2 separate regions of the Mus musculus genome follow, and region 2 is linked to region 1. The links are chromatin loops, found by intact Hi-C in ENCODE. Cell type or tissue: left cerebral cortex. All regions are shown on one strand. Each heading gives the region's core, and the rest is flanking DNA. Links, peaks and the distances in the headings are about the cores only. Region 1 overlaps Fam76b (family with sequence similarity 76, member B). Region 2 has its middle 26 kb from the start of Gm34156.

Evidence for each region. Peaks named below come from ENCODE experiments on the same cell type or tissue, not always from the same donor. Only the 100,000 strongest peaks of a DNase experiment are listed, where the experiment ranks them.
Region 2: a loop joins it to region 1, with 13 times the contacts of the local background. A loop is called at or near these places in 12 of 42 quality-filtered maps.

The regions. Positions count from the first base shown.
Region 1 is chr9:13,844,999-13,853,803 of GRCm38, forward strand. It overlaps Fam76b (family with sequence similarity 76, member B), which reads left to right. Exons shown (of 10, transcript NM_176836.4): 10 at 1-1,543. Among named protein-coding and RNA genes, the nearest start is that of Fam76b, 22 kb to the left of the region's middle. In left cerebral cortex, for the core only: a CTCF peak has its summit at 4,220 (motif pointing right); DNase peaks (open chromatin) are centred at 3,816, 4,257 and 6,969.
Region 2 is chr9:14,338,764-14,347,568 of GRCm38, forward strand. No RefSeq gene overlaps it. Among named protein-coding and RNA genes, the nearest start is that of Gm34156, 26 kb to the right of the region's middle. In left cerebral cortex, for the core only: a CTCF peak has its summit at 3,705 (motif pointing left); a DNase peak (open chromatin) is centred at 3,689.

The DNA of each region.
Region 1 (8,805 bases), core at 493-8,492:
TGTTGGTCATTGAGTTCATTTAATTATGTTGGAATACTTTCCTAAAGATTTAATTTTAACTCCATTTTGATAGAGTGATTTTATTTTTATGTTGTGTGGCTTCGTGTTTATATTTTGTGAGTTACATGTTTTGCTTTATTTTTATATAAAATTTCTTTAAAATTTATAACGTTTCTATAACAGCCCATATATCTGCTTTTTTATAATGTGTTCTAAGTTAATATTTATGTACACCATACTTACTTTGTAAATTTAATACAAATCTGGAAAATTAAATAACTTTTATAATCAAATCCGTGCTTATGTCTGAATAATTGAAATCTGTAAGATTCAGACACTATTTATAAGTAATTTGCCTCAAAAGAATAAAATTGTCTATAAAAGGTTAACATAGTGTGGGATAGATTCTGAGAAATTACAGATCAGCTTCTGATGTTAGTTCTGGCTTCAAGGTGAATTCTAAACCTTCAGGCACTGCTGGCCACACCATATGACTTCTTTCTCTTAGGAATGTGCAGTTACACTTGTTTTCATCAGTCCTGAAAGGTTTATTTTTAGAGAATTGTTTATATGGTCTTCATATCAAAGATTAGTGTTAAGAATACATATAACAATTCATTTTAAATTACTCAGGTTTTAGTAAACTTCCCACAGTAGTTTGCTACAAGTGAAAGGAAATCTACAAGTTCAGAAAGACCTCATTTTCAAGTGACAGTAAGATTGAATTAGTCAGCTTTGGTAAGAGTCAGCTGTGTGCTGTCCTGGGGCCTCAGAAGCACACTCGCTCGCTCACTGTTTTCCACTTTGGTAGACAATGCCTTACTGTGGGGATTCCTGTCTGCAGGATCTGCTGCATTCATAAAGTCCTTATTACATTGCTTTACGTTTTGTTTGATTACAGTTTCTTGGCCAGTTTTCAATCCACAGTAGTCATAATTCTAAATGAACTACAGTAGTTCTGATACCTTGCTGGAGAAGATAGAAACAGAATCCCTCCTCCCCTTTTTAGCTAACATGGAAATTGGAAATCAGTTTAAAATAGTGAAGCTTTGTAAAGTGCAAGGCTAAAACTAAAATTTAGGACTTTACAGTATTCAGCCCTAATCAGACATACTCTTTATTCCATAACTTTATTTTATAACTTAAATTTTTTTTGCAATTGTATAAATTAGTGATTGAGTCTCAGTCCCAGATCTGTAGTGTATTGATCTAATGAATTGATACTCTTTAAACGTGGACCTGTCCAGAGGTACTATGGTGTGCTGTATTGTGCTTTTAGCCTGTTTGCTGCAGTTAGCATATCCCAGTGAGGGTCATATAGACTCCAGTTTATCATGTATTAATAGCCTGTGAATATTACAGTCATTTTTAGAGTATATTGGTCTAAATATGCATTTTCCGATGAGCCTGTTAAGCTGGTCACATGTATAGATTAACAAAATACTGTACCTGTATACATCTGACTGTTGGCATTTTGTACTTTTTTCTAAGCCAATATTTCACAATAAAATATGCCGAAAGCTTTGTGTTGATTCTGCTGTAATGAATGACTGTGATTTGGATGGCAAAAAACACATGTGTGCACGCTTGCGTGCACACACGCACAAATACTAAGTCCTGGGGACCACAAAACTTGGCCTCAGTCTGAAATCGCCATGTTGGCAGGATAGTCATGAATAGGAGGAGCTTGTCATGCCCCTGCCTCCTCCCACTCAGTTCCATTCTGTTCACTAGGTGATCATCTTCCTTCATAGCCCAATGAACTTCTTGAAATCTCCGCTCTTTGCAGTGTATATTGTGTCATTCTGTTGTCTGCATAATCTCCCCACTTCACACTCTTAGCTACATCTGCAAAGCCCCAGAGGTTCGTCTGAGTGCCGTGTGTCCAGGTTTAGTTAGGAATCCCATTATGGACATTTTGGGGTGAGGCACTGAGCATACTGCAAGGATCATGGTTTCCCCTCCTCCCAGTGAAGTCCTAGCTATGAGGGAAATGACTGGGACTGAACATTACAAGGACGCCCTAGCTGGTTCAGTCTGCCTGAGTGAGATGGATAAGCTGATCTGAGCATGTCACTATGAACGGTTACAGAAGATAAACCAATGGAATGAAACAGTCAGTGAATTTATGTATGTAGTTACAATGCAGACAAACACAACCATAAAACTTACACAATAGATTTTGAATATTGGTTATTTTATTATCTTCCAGTATTGGTAATGATACAATTATTCTTTACAAGTCTTTGTGACTCCTATTAAATACTTGGTTTTGATTCAGCTCATGAAAAAAGATGGATGGATTAAAGGTGTGCACCACCATGCCTGGCATGCCCCATTTTTGTGATAGAGCTTAATAAAGCTACACAAATAGCATTGTTTATGCCTGGAGTCCTGATACTTGAGAAACTGAGGCAGGAAAATCACAAGTTTGAGGCCAGCCTGGGCTATGTAATGAGATCCTGACTAAAAAGACAAAGCACTGACACCAACAGCCCCCATGAAATTATACTCAATACATATGTGTTCACTGAAGAAAACACGCACAACCAGTATTCAAGTAAGAAAGTAAAAAGACATCCACGGCTTGATTCTGTTCATCTTCCATTCATGTCTGAGTAGTGGCCATCATCATGCTGCAGTGTAATTTGGTTCCTGTTTCTCGATCATAGTAGAGGGAATCACTGCTATAAAAAAGTATAGGGCTGGACTTGAGATCTGCGGTAGAGCACAGGCAATCACTTTCATGTGCCATGTGCCAGGTCACTGTGAGGAGTCAAAAGTGTGCAAAGATCTGCAAGCATCAGATTGTTGCAGGGAGTGCAGAGTCTGCAAAAGATGGAATTACCAAAGGAAATATGATGCAACTGTGTTCTGTAAACTGCAAAAGTTCAGCTTTCCACACTTGCTGTGACTCCTGCCTTGTTTCTGTACTTGTTCCCCCTTTTATCCCTTTGTTCGAGCTTCCATCCTGTTTCCTTTTAAATTTTAAAAACAATACTCATTTTCTAGTTCATTAAGTGTTATCTGTAAGTCTAGTGCTGCATAAACGTACAATAGATCAGATCTACCTTCCTATTCATACTGTATTCAGTGCAACTTGGCTGGCAGCTCCATTTAGTTGTCTAAGCCTCTTAAACATATTTTACTATTTTAACCTGTGTGTGTGTGTGTGTGTGTGTGTGTGTGTGTGTGCCTCTCCAATGTGAGCCCTAGGATTTGAACTCAGGTTGTCAGGTTTGGTGGCAAGCACCTTTTCCTATTGAACTATCTTGCCAGCCTAAGCCTCTTAAATTTAATGTCCAAAGTTGTGTCCTAGTGCTTAGAAGTACCCAAACAGTCCAAGTGGAAGCCCCTCTTGATGTTCTCACCCTAGATGGAAACAATTCAATTTGTTGGGGCTCAAATCTTCAGTACTGTCCCGGACTCTTTCTCACACTCTGACCGTTCTTTCAAAATTTCTTCCAGCCCTAACTTCATAACATAACCAGAATTTAACTACTCTCCCCATCCCCTTCCATTTCCTCTGGTGACACTTCACTGTCATCATTTCTGAGAGTAATGTCTCCAGTGTTTTTGGACAATCAGGACAGCTAGGGTTGGAGAGGGCCTGCTCTGGGGATCAAGGGAATAAAGATTGGTCTCCTTCCCACATTCCAGCAAACAAAGCCTCCACAACCAAGAGCTGTTAGTAACGGTAGCTGCACGCCTGCATAACGAAGGGCTGTTAGGAAAGGTAGCTGCAAGCTCAGGTTGAGATCTGATCTCAACCTTAAATTAGTGTACCTTAAATTGGTGGCCTGTTAACAACACTGATTCTCATGGTTTTACAGGCCATGTACATGATGAAGGCGCTGGCTGATTCCACTTGTGGAGAGAGCGCCCATTCTCAGGTAGTGGTTTCTCATCACATCTTCAGATAGTGGCAAGTCAAGGGAGTTAGTTGTCTTCTCATATCTCAGGCATGGTCTAACTACACCCCCACCCCCACCCCGCGAACGCCCCCTCCCCCTTTCTGCAGTCATCCCTTGGAAATCCAGCAGAAGGATTTCAAAGAGATAAATACAAACACCTCTAACTGGAAACCCCCAGAATGGGTTTACATTTCAGCTGCCCAATAGCCCAAACACCTTGACTTTAAAACAACTTGTATAAAATTACAGGTCACGCAATGAATCCTGGAGCCATTTTAAGCTTTCTGAAAATTCCTACCAATGTCCACCAGAGGGAGGGCTCTGCTACCAAACCATGCTATCTATGCAGTGGTTTCCTTCTCAGCCAGACCAGCCCTAGGACCTGCTTCAGTAAGAGCAAGCCTAGTTTTTGGTTGTGAGCCTAGCCTTTAAAAGCTGAGTCATCGCCAGCCTAGTGAATTTATAGTTGAATGTTTTCTTATACATGAGAGTGTGTTTCCAGAAATGGTTAAATTTGGATAATTCCATCATATCCCCCAACTCCCAATCAAGTCAACTGATTAGCTCAATAAAAGTGACTTTGAAAGTATCATTTTCTCTTTGGTTGAAGTGCTTTTGAATTCAGAGTTAGTATTTTTAAAATTTCTTTAAGAACATCACACTGGGGCTGGTGAGATGGCTCAGCAGGTAAGAGCACCGACTGCTCTTCCAAAGGTCCTGAGTTCAAATCCCAGCAACCACATGGTGGCTCACAACCATCTGTCACGACATCTGATGCCCTCTTCTGGAGTGTCTGAAGATAGCTACAGTGTAATTACATATAATTAATAAGTAAATTTTTTTAAAAATCACACAATATTTGAACATTTATTTCACTTCCAGTGGTCCCACTAATGCTTAGAGTACAGTGTGTATTTTTGTCCTTTATGTACACCCAAATATCCCTGTTCTTATTGTGCTGGAGGGAAACCCAGGACCTAGCAGACCTGAATTAGAAGTTGCCATCTCCAGCAAAGGCAGTATGCTCTGTGGAAGTGTGGCATGGATAGTGTGCATCACTGTGCTTTTCTGTGGATGCAGCCTAGTGCCATCCAACACACAGCTTGGGCAGCCAAGAAGATGCTCCCATGCTCCCAGTGCCCTCTGCATGAGAAGTGGCATGCTTTGAATCAAGCTGTTGCTTGAGTTAGATGAACGATTCTCAACCTATAGGGAGGGAGTCATTCAACCTTTGAGGGTTGGATGACCCTGGGCACAGCGGTCACCTAAGACCGTCCTGCATATTAAATATTTACATTACAATTTCACAACGGCAAAAAAGACAGTTATGAAGTAGCCGTGAGATAATTCTATTGGTTGGGAGATCACCACAGCATGAGGAACTGTATTAAATGAACACAGCAATAGGAAGGCGAGGGCCACTGCCGTAGATGGTTCTTAAAGGGTCATTGTCTTATGCTTGTTTCTTGTTTTTGCTTTTCTCTATATGGTAAAGCTTCCCTTAGGCATTGCTAATAAGACAGCCTTAGAAACCAGGAATCTTACAGACTGGGCTTCTGTTGCAAATTCTTCTTGTGTTGTTGATTTTTAATGCAGCCCAAATGACTGTGCCTCCTTTGCTATGTGAAAACCTATCAACTATGGGCCAGGATAAGCATGTCAGTTTTCTCAGATGAAATCTTAACCTTTTTTGAGTAAATGTCCAGTGTATAGGCATACTGTAGCAAATGTTCTAGTGTGTTAGCGCTCTGAACAATGCTCCTGGCATGTTACAGCTTGTTCAATGGATAACTTAGATTTCTGGAAGATAGTGAGTTAAACTCGAAATAAGGGGTGGGCCAGATGTGAAGATGGAGCTAAGGCCCTTTGCTGTCTAATGTCTAGTGTGTCTTGGTACCTCGTGACTTTCAGTCTTATATATTTTTATAAGTGATATGTATACACATATTCCTACAATGTTAGTTCACACATCTCTTCAAATGTTTCCAAAGGTTTCTTAGCCTACCAACTAGCATCCTGCCAATAGCCACAGCCCTTCTCCAGCTAGAGCATCTGCCATCTCTCTTCATTTTACTATTTTGGCTTGGCTTGTACCAAAGCAAGGAGACTTAGAGCAGTATTATTAAGTTTTACTTTGTTTTGAGGCAGTTCAGGTTATTGGCCTTGAACTCACTGTAGGCAAGAATGACATTAAACTACTGATTCTGCGGCTTCTACCTTCTACACACTGAGGTTACAGGTGTATGCCACCATGCCCTCACCCATATTCCTGTAACTCCACCTTGGTCTGTCATGGGTTTCTTATCTGGGGTGATTAGATGTGTGTCTCTCCAGAAAATGTCTTGTCACACAACAATGTCATACTCTGTGAAATGTAAGTCATTATCCTGATGTGTCTATTATTAAGCACTTGACATTTTCAAGAAAAATAGACCATTTTAGGAAACAGAAATGGGAACATGGTGTGATCTGACTGTTCAGTAGGCTTGGCATTTGTTGATCTGTGGTGCTATCTGACTTTTTATGGAAGAGTATGCACAATTTTAAAGAATAGTTTATGAATGCTGTGCAGCTTATAGTGTAGACAGTATCAAAAACTAAAGTGAACTTTAATGTTTGAAATCTATATGCAAAACAATATTAAAATTTTTAAATTAGTGCTGGTGAAATGCTCAGAGTCCTTGCAGCTCCCCCAAAGGACCAGAGTATGGCTCCCAGAATGCACTCTGGGCAGCTCACTTACTCCCCTGTTCTATAGCTGCAGGAAATCTGATGCCCTCTTCTGGCCTCCACAGGACTCCACATGGAGATGTGTGTGTGTGTGTGTGTGTGTGTGTGTGTGTGTGTGTGTGTGTGTGTGTTCAGACAGACACACACACAGATAAAACACTAAGCAAACAAACAAACCCTTTCAGAAAGAGTAGCAACCTCACCATGCCAGAGTAGTTGCAAATGCCAGCTTAGGTTGTGGGAGCATCACACAGAGCTTCTCTATCTCTGGCTGTGAAACTGGATATCCTGCCCAGCATTACCACCCACAGTTCCTTCAGGGCCGAGCGGCAGATGTGATGGGTCTTAGAAAGTCACTGAACAATGAAGTAGCTCAGTACCTAAGAAGACACGCAGAACACGTTGTTGCCGTATTTAGTAAGTACCAGTGGAACTGAGGACCATGGGCTGTTTAAGCTGAGTGTTCCTGTCCCTGGCTTCCAGGGGCACACCCAGAGCTGGAGTTCTTTTCACTCATCCACTGGAAACTTCCTAATGGCTTTGAATGTTGATCTTAACCTTCTTTATATGCATTTCTACTCGCATTTTCATTTGACAGCATGGACCAGAAATCAAGCCCTTTTTCTGCTGTGCCTGGGATTGAGCCCAGGGCTTTATATGCACTAGTCCAGCATTGTACCAGTGAGTTACAGACTGGTAGTAAAAAGCTAGCCTTTCTGAATTTGTAAAAGACACAACTGGCTCTCAGATGTACTTTGGTACTTTTGTTGTCAGCACAATGCAAACTGGATTCTCACCAGTGTGTGAAGTATGTTAGCTGTCATTAGCAGGCTCAAAGAGTTTTACAAGTGGGGATCAGCATGAGTTCACCTCCACAGACACCTTGCAAGACTCAGCACCTCAGCATAAGGACCCTCGGAGGGTGGGAATGAAGACCAGGACTGAAGCTGAGAAGAGCATTCCACAGCCTACAGCAAGGCCCCAAAAGCCTAAGTATGGCTGAAGTGAGAGGCCGCCAGGGAGCGGGGGGCGTCATGGAAGTCCCACACAGAACAAACACAGGCCCTCAGCCACTTTCCCAGGCATGATGGCAGATAGGAGATGCCAATAAATACTTTAGAAGAGAGAGAGTGGAGGTAGAGCTGAGATAAGATGCTGCAGAGGGGAACGGCAGGGATGCAGCTACTGTAGAGTGCAGGACCCAGGAAAGATGGAAGGATGAGCTGGATGAAAGACTGATGAAGTCTTAAACTATTTGGAACCTATCAAGGTAGCTATCTGGAGTCTTGCTCACTAGAATAATTAACTCAAGACACTCTGCAATTAATGATGACAGACATGGCTGAAGGCCAGAGTGAGTCAACATGGGAGAGATGGGAATGCCATTACATTTTACAAAGAGATGGTGAGATCTCTAAGTTTACTTATCTGAACTCTCAGCTAAACTAGAGTTACTCAGTGTGTTGTGTTGAGTCATAAGTGTGGAGGGATTTTAATCCTGTAAGCACAGCAGGCAAGGCAGGAACTAGAGAGGTTGTTAATGCATTATCAAGCTGCCGTAAATATGACACACAAGACAAAGCACTTTATTGTGCTCATGGTTTCCCAGGCCTGTGTTCGGGCTTCATGCTCTTCCATACAGCCCAAGCTAGGATGGCTTCTACTTGCTTCACAACAGCTACAGGCTCAGTGGGGAGCTGTGAGGCATCTGGAGCAAACCCAGTGTACTGGCAAGTTTTGTGTCAACTTGACACAGCTGGAGTTACCACAGAGAAAGGAGCTTCAGTTGAGGAAATGCCTCCATGAGATCCAACTGTAAGGCATTTTCTCAATTAGTGATCAAGGGGGAAAGGCCCCTTGTGGGTGGGACCATCTCTGGGCTGGTAATCTTGGGCTCTATAAGAGAGCAGGCTGAGCAAGCCAGGTGAGGCAAGCCAGTAAAGAACATCCCTCCATGGCCTCTGCATCAGCTCTTGCTTCCTGACCTGCTTGAGTTCCAGTCCTGACTTCCTTTGGTGATGAGCAGCAGTGTGGAAGTGTAAGCCAAATAAACCCTTTCCTCCCAACTTGCTTCTTGGTCATGATGTTTGTGCAGGAATAGAAACCCTGACTAAGACACCCAATAACAAAAGACAGAATCACCTAGAAGCATCTTTACACA
Region 2 (8,805 bases), core at 245-8,244, 490 kb after region 1:
GGCAGGATTTAGACAGCACCAGACTTGCAGAAGAGCCCAGACTGGCCACAGAGTTCCCAGAGGCAGCTGTGATATCTAGAGAGAAGAAAGCCTTGAAGAGGGAGTTCTTTGAAGGCACAGCTGGCTGCACACCAGTCTTGGAGCTGGCAGCCTGCCTTGCTCAGACCAGCCAGAATGTCACTGGGAGGGTCAACAAATCAGAGGGTGTCACTTTAAAAAACCTTCAGAGCTGGGTTCTAATCAGCTTTACATGAAACATCATTTAAGCCAACACTTAAATGACCTGGGTTGAAAACGCTGACTTGGAAACTGCTGGAAACCACAGTTGGGAGGGGACAACTGCTGCCAGGAAGGGTTGGGATGGAGGCATCCCTGATCTGATGCTTTGTCACCACTCTGCAGCTGATGAGCTTGTGAGTGTTCAGACCCCTGGTAAATATACACTAAGCATGACATGGACAACAATGTTTCAAGTGGCATTTAAAAACGCACAAGATAGGGTCATGACCCTTACCTAACTCTGTCACTAAGAAGATAGAAGACAGAGGCCGTGGGGCATGGTCAAGTCCCTTAGGGCTGCTCCTCTTAGGACTGCTGGAGAGAAAGACTCAAGGACCATCAAAGCTGCCCTAGACAGACAGGGCACTCTGACCACAGAAAGGGAGGGTGCAGGGAGGGGCATGGATGGCCTGCATAGCAGGAGCACTACCGTGGGAGCAAGATGGCTGTGAGGGGTGAACATGGTCAGTGGGTAGAGAAAAGCTAGGGCAGGGCAGGGTCCATGTTGGACAGTAGTGAGAGGAAAGGAGGAAAGAGCCCAGACAAGAGTCTCTAAGCACAATCCAAGTGACTTGGCTTAGCCCAGGCTTCTGACAAGTGGGGGGGGGGGCTAGGGGGAAGGCGGGAAGGATAAGTATGTGGGGGTGGCAGTGTGTGTATGTGGGGGACTGAGATGTGGGGGTAAGTATATGGGTTGGCAGTGTGTATCAGGGGGAGAGATGTGTGTGTTGGTAAGTATGTGGGGGGTGAGTTGGGAGGTATAAGTATGTGGGGGTGACAGTGTATATACGTGGGAGGCTGAGGTGGGGGTAAATTATGTTGGGGTGGCAGTGTGTTTATGTGGGGGGCTGAGGTATGGAGGGGTAAGTATGTAGAGGTGGCTGTGTGTGTGTGTGTGTGTGTGTGTGTGTGTGTGTGTGTGTTTTCCTTATTTGAGATTCATTGTATAGCTTTAAAATCTACATGTGAATGAATGTCTGGGATGGGGAAATGGTTGTTCTGTGTCTACCATTCCTTCAAACGCACACTGTATCTTTTGTTAACTACCTACAAGGTTCTGAGCTCCTGGCTCCAGCTACAGAGGCAACAGGGACCACTGGAAGAATTCAGAATGATAGAAATGGAGTTTTAGAATGGTTGTCTGCATAGGAGGTTCCCAGGTATAAATACAGGACACCCAGGGACAGGTGAATTCCATATGAGGTAAATTCCATTTTTTATTTTAAAAATATACGTAAGTGTGGGTCATACAATACTCCCCCCCCCCAAAGTCTTAATTTAAGGGAGTATCTATTTTCCCTTTTTACCAACCCTTGCCCATGTAGGACATGGCAAACAAATGGGAATGAATCAAGGAAGAAGTCCAATGGAGTGGCGTTGAGAGGTTGGCTCCGTCGGCCGTGGAGTAGGCAGGTGGGGTGCTGTGAGCAGTTCTGAAGGCAGCTGACTAGGGTTCTGTGGCACAGGCCAAGCAGTAGCCCTAGACAGAGATGCAACTCCTGAATTAGACAAGGGACTTCTGTCCCCCCATGACTACTATTAGTCGATCAGGAGGACATCTCTCTACTCCTATCTCTGAGTGTAACAGTGAGCCCTGGCCACGCTACCTGCCATGCCCATGCTGGGAAAGCCATGTCCCTTCCTTACTGCCTGCCTGGTTATTTTGAGCAAAGGGTGATAGAATACCGATTTTGCCAGCACCGCCCTTTGGCCTACATGGCTTGGGCTTGGACAATCCCAGTTTCTCTACATACTAATGGCTCTGGGATAGACTACCCAGGCTTTTTCCCCAAACAGAAGGCAGTTTGTGATTTGCCCTTCTAATGCATTAATGTTTCTACATGTCAGTTTTAGGAGTGATGCTTACACAATGTCTAAACAGTTCCTTTTGAACCACAAATAATAGGTGTGTAAACCAACTCGAGGGCAGTGGTTCTCAGCTTGCTGAATGCTGGGGCGCTTTAATACAGTTCCACATGTTGTGGTGACCCCTGACCATGAAATTATTTCATTGCCACTTCAGAACTGTAACGTTGCTACTGTTGTGAACTGTAATGTAAATATCTGATAGGCAGGCTGTCCAATCCAACTCCCAAAGGGGTGGAGAGCCACAGACTGGGAACCACTGCACTAGAGCGTGGGTTTCCTCAAGTTCCCCACCAATCACTGTGGTCTTGAAAGTCCTTCCAGCCCCACATAAGTATCCTAACAGACTCACTTTCCACTTCCAGCCAGCCCTGCAGGCAGCTAATTGCTTTATCAAGGGTTTTAGTTGCTTTTCACAAGTCTCCCAGATTAAACCCCTTACTCTCCTTTTCAAAGTTTTTTAATCTTGGTTAGGGCCACCGCATCCTTCTCAAAGACATTCTCGATACACATGCTCATCATGGGTCAGGAGATCTTTTGTTTTTGGTTTTTGGTTTTTTTCGAGACAGGGTTTCTCTGTGTAGCCCTGGCTGTCCTGGAACTCACTTTGTAGACCAGGCTGGCCTCATACTCAGAAATCTGCCTGCCTCTGCCTCTCCTTCCCAAGTGCTGGGATTAAAGGCGTGCGCCACCACTGCATGGCTCAGGAGATCTTTTATATCTAGCATTGTTCTCATGGTTCAAATCCCTTCTCTGTCTCTGTCTCTGTCTCTGTCTCTCTCTCTCTCTCTCTCACACACACACACACACATACACACACACACACACACACACACACACACACACACACACACACACACACACATACTCATCACTACTCAGGCCTTCAGCTTTTTCCATCTGCTCCTCAAATACCCAAGAAAGGCTCTGTGCTACTCACACATTAAACCTACCATCCATCATGCCCGTATCTCACATTAAACCTACTGTCCACCATGCCTGTATCATACATTAAATTGTCCCATGCCTGAGGAGCCCTAGACAACTGCATTTTTCCAGCAGAGTTTGACATTCAGTATCTGACCATAGGCCCAATAGTGTATCCTTAACTGGAACATAGTAGGTTCCACTCTGCACAAAGGAAGTCACTCTCACGTGCAACACACACACACATGCACACACACACACACACACGGATGCACACATGTACTACATACAGATTTTCTCTGTTCCTCTTGTTGGAGACTTTTTAGCTACTTAAAACATTAACAGTTCTTAAAGGTAAGGAGGGACAGAAGAACAGTCCCCTCCACACAGGCAGTTTGCACCAGGTCTGCTAGTGAGTGACAAGGACAGTAACTTCCTTTTGGAGACCATCACCTGTTACAACCACTGAAGGATGCCCCATGCTGACCTGAGAAGGGGAGGAAAGAGAAACCACGTAGAAAAGATGGAGATGGAGCTTAACCTGGAAGATGCCCAAGTCCCACCTCACCAGTGGTAAGGGGAGGAGAGATGCCCAGGTACACACTTAGAAACTTGGAACAAGCATGCCCTCTGCAGGCAAGCCTAGGAAATGCACTCACTGTTCAAGGGTGTAGAGAACAACCCTATGGTCTAGGGGCTCCCAGGTGGCACAGGATTGCTCACGCTCCACAGTAAAAAGGACACTGTGGCATTCCAAGTGATGTCTGGCCACCTTGGAAGAAACTAGCAGGCTGCCAAACTGTTCTTTTGTTGTTGTTGTTTTGTTTGTTTGTTTGTTTGTTTTTTGTTCGTTTGTTTTTGGGTTTTTTGTTTGTTTGTTTTTGCTTTTCAAGATAGAGTTTCTCTGTGCAGTCCTGGCTGTCTTGGAACTCACTCTGTAGACCAGGCTGGCCTTGAACTCAGAAATCCACCTGCCTCTGCCTCTGCCTCCCAAGTGCTGGGATTAAAGGTGTGCAGCATCACTGCCCGGCTTGCCAAACTGTTCTTTTGCTACAAAGAATATAACTGCACCTTTGCTACACCTAACTTTTGGGCTGAGAGAACTGCCTTCTTGCTTCTTTCCCCCAGGGCTTGCCACCAGGCAGACCTGTGGACCAACGCTAGAGGCACTTTCTAGATGCAATTTGCAAGAAGCCTTTGATGTGGTTCCCACCACCAGCCTTCTTAGGCTGCCAAGGTGAGGACCCTCAGGGTGGGCAGGCATACACTGGGCTGAGCAGAAAGGCACCCTGGGACGCAACATGGCTCTCCACAGGCTGGAATCTGGGAGCCCAGAGGATCCTGAAGAACTAGGGTTGTGGGTTTCTTCTGGGAAACCCTCTACGCCCCAAGGCTCTGATCCAAAGAAAAGGAAAACAAAAGAGTAAAGAGTTTGTGCTAGCTGTCCTACCTGCCTTGCTTAGCCTTTCAATCTCACACTCCTGCCACCTATCTCCAGAGCTGCAAACGGGCAGGGAGGACAGAGGACGCTGGGACTCACATAATTTGCCCTCCTCAGACATACCAGGAGCCAGCCTGGCCACTCATCACAGCTGGGCACAAATACTTTGGCCTAGATCTGCAGTGCCTTGTGGGTGTCCAGGGGAACCCAGCAGCAGGGAAGAACCCAGAAAGACTCTGGTCTAGAGTGCAGTTCCCAGCAGGGGTGCTCTCTCCACCAAGGCCTGCTGGGATCCAGGGTCTTTTACTCAAGCATCTCCGAGCTTCCAGGCGGGTGTATGTGTGATACAGAAGCAGTCTGTGTGTATATTCAGCAGCTGCAGGCTTCCAGAACCAAACACTGCTCACTCTGAGCTCCTGCACAGGGTGCAGAAACACATGCAGGAGTGCATGTGCAGAAACACATGCAGGAGTGTGCTTGTGTGTGCCAGCCTGTCAGAGGGTTTCCATCCTTCTCATCTCTGGCCTCTGAATTTGCAGGTTTTTACATCTCCACTGTGTGTAAAGGTCACCAAACAATTCAGCGCCTACTCCTGAGGAAAATGAACTGTTGCTGGCATTTTTATTTTTAACTGGAGGCTCTAATTTGACAAGGATATTGTTTGGGGAGGCCCTGCAATCTCTGCCTTCAAGGAAGACGATGCTCCTCCGTGGCCAGTTCCGTGGCTCATCCCTAGCCTCTCCACCCCGAGCTCCCACCTCTTCCAGGATGTCGCAGGCCCCAAGCCCCTCTCTTTAGGGGAGATTTCTGCCTGGAGGGAGAAGGGAGCCCCTTCCTTGTCACACCCGGGAAAGTGGGTGGAGCTTTGCCTGCACTGTGAGTAGGTGCCAGCCCTTGACTCTTGGCTGACAGCACTAGCCAGAGCAACCGAGCCCCCAGGCAGGCTCTGAACTCTGTGCAAAGTCTGCTGCCAACAACAGCAGAGGAGCCTCAAACACAGCACAGTCTGGCTTGAAGAAATTAGCTAGGAACAACAACAACAACAAAAAATAGATAAACGCAGCTAATACTGAAATAGATACGCAGCCTACATATGCAGATGTAGATGAGAGATACAGATGTGTAGATAATATACAGCCATAGCTATAGAAATATGAACACACATTTTCCCACGTGCCCAGAGTTGAGGTGGGAAGCCGCCGAGACACTACCCCCTTTCCATCCCAGACCTCCAAGAGCCCTGGCAGGCGTTCCCTAACTCCAGTTCTATGCCCAGTGAATGGCATCAGCCTTCTGCCTATCACTGGTAACCTCAGTCTCTGTGTGTTTCCTATACTGATTCTTTGCTCCACACAACATTATCTTGCTTCTCTAGCAAATCTGTGTGGTCTCTTACTTCTCAACTCTTTGCACGAGAGACCGAGAGAACTGCACGGCCAAAACATGACTACCAGGAACAGTGTGCCAGCCTCGGGACCTCAGGCTTTCAGAGACGACAGGGAGGTAGAGTGGGGACCAATGACAGAGGAGTCGAGGGAATCGGGTGCAGATGGAGGGATAGGTGTTCTGGGAACATTTTAGAACGTGTTGCCACCCTTTCCTGATAAACATGACCCCCACCCCCACCCCGTCTCCCTCTCCTTTCCTTCTCTTTCCCATTTCTTTGCACCCATAAACCCTCAGTTTCCTCCACTGAAGCATTTGGGAGACTCAGCAGGCCTTCGTGAGGACTGAGTGAGCCAACATCTGTTCTTCAAATTAATGCCATTTCTATAGTTTTGGTTTTCTTTTCATCTTCTCTGCTTCCCCACAGCTTAAGAAGCTGAGGCTGGACCAGACACAGACTGGAGGATGGGGTCCAGGGAAGGCCGGCATCGTCCTAGCAGTTAGATACCTTCTCAAAAATTCCCAGAATTCCAAATATCACACAATCACAAAAACTATCTACAGCTGGCAAAATCATGCCTCTGCTAGAGCACAAGGCTCCAGTAGTGACAAGTGACACTCCAGCAGTGATAAGCGTGACAGGCCCTAAAAACCTGGGTGCTGTCCCGAGGCAAAAAGTTCACGGAAACTTAGTCTCCTGGAATCGTGGCATCCTGTATAACAAATACTCCAATGTTCTTGCTTTAGTCGGTAAACGGATCTGTGTGCTTTCCCTTAATATTGCTTTACTATAAGTGCCTCTATTTGACATATAGCTAGGTTAGATTCTTCACTGGTCCTAGTCAGTCAGTCCTTGAGCCGACCCTGGGCGTGGATAGCTAAGTCACTGCCCTACACAAGAATTTACATTATCTGGGAGGAAGGAAGTTTGTGATCTAAGGAGGAGCCAGAGTAAGATACTTAGAACTATAGATAGCTGAGTTCACCCATACACAAGTATTTACAGTGGCCTAGGGGGAAGGTGGACTACACAATAGACTAGAATAGGAACTATGGCAAGGGCATGAAGCCCTGGCTTCTAAGATTAAGTGGACCTTAGGTGGGCTGCTTTTTTTTTTTAATTAATTTATTTATTTTATGTGAGTACACTGTAGCTCTCTTCAGACACACCAGAAGAGTGCATCTGATCCCATTACAGATGGCTGAGAGCCACCATGTGGTTGCTGGGAATTGAACTCAGGACCTCTGGAAGAGCAGAGGGTGCTCTTAACCACTGAGCCATCTCTCCAGCTCAGGTGGGGCTGCTTTTGATTCCCAGTTCTTAGCATTGAATTTTATTCCAGTTAACATTGAATTTTATCCCAGTTGGTTCCTGCCAGTCCTCCCTTGTTTGCATTCCTCTGTTTTATGTAAGAGTCCAGTAACCTCATTGTACCTTGCTGGTGTGTCACCCAACTTCCCCATTTTCTTCTATATAAAAAGTTTGATACTCGATTTGACAAATTACATTCAGATCCACACTCCCTTGTGTTGTGTCTGTTTGTCACCTCTCCTTCTCGCCGACTCCTTTGCCCACCTACAACCAGAAACCCATTCTGCGCAGATAGGAGACCCGGAAGAGGTTAGTCTGTGGCAATGAACAATCTGAAGCACCCTCATACCCCATACCTAGGATTAAAACAAAATCATATTCTTACCAAAGTTCCAAAATTATCAAGCTGTGAACTGTCACGTGCGTCCCGGGAGTAGAGTAGTCCCTTGGAAGAGCAGTCAGTACTCTTTAACCACCGAGCACTTCCTACAGCCCCATAGCTCTGCTTTATAAGGCTTTTAATGTACTGTGTGTATGTGTTCATGCACAGCATCCCTGGAAAAAACAGCTTCTTTGTTACTGAGGTTTGAGAGCTCCTCCTTGCATAACATTGCAGCAGTCAGAAGAGCAGAGGGAGTACAGATTTAGTAGACTTAGACAAGTCATCAAACCTGGATACCTCAGCCTGAAGTTTCCTTACCTGCTAAATGAGACATTAATGATGACTTCCTGTGGCCAATCCACTTCTCCATCCCTAAATGCTTTACAGAAAGGATGGTGCCATTCATCCATGGACAGAGGCCGCCCCACTTCACTCCACTGCACCGAGCACAGTATTCTGGGATCTCCAAACAAGGTAAGCCATGTTTCTGGATCTTTTATAATGTCCTCTTTGGTAACCTAGACTGAAGCTGAGAAACCCATGCTCTTGGAGATGCTGTGTGGGCGCTGCGGTGAACAATGCCAGCGGGCAGCTTCTACCGCTCTGGCCTCCAGATGAGTACAGCCCCAGCCACCATCTGATTGCAATTTCATAAGACCCCCTCCCAACAGAATAGCCCCGTTGAACCCAGAAACTGACAAACCAAGATCTGCAATATGTAATTTTTAGCTACTAAGGCAAAGTTTGTTACACAAAGCTGCCTCCTGGGGGTGTTATAAAAATTAAATGAGATAGTTCATGCCAATGGAATAACAAGGTTCTCTGTCAGTGAAAACTAACCTTTTAAAAAGCAATCTACTTACAAGGTACAAGTTGCTCAACACCCATCGGGCATCTCCTAGTCCATACTTAGTGGGCACCTATCCAAACATGCTTTCTGTGTAGTCAAAGATTTTCTAAACAGAAAAAAGTTTTGGAGTAGCTCCCTGCAGTCAGTGATGGGTTGCTTCTTGACTATTTTCATATTAAGCCCGATCTACTCCAAGAAGAGTGGCCAATGACAAGGTCAGGAGTTAGAATACAAAAGTTACTAAGACAAACCAGGGGCAAACATGTGGGCAGTTTCTACATGGTTCTACACATGCAGAGAGAAGGGCCCAGAGAGTGGGTGTTCTGAGAGTAGGGTACTTCACTCTAAGGTAGCTCTCGCTG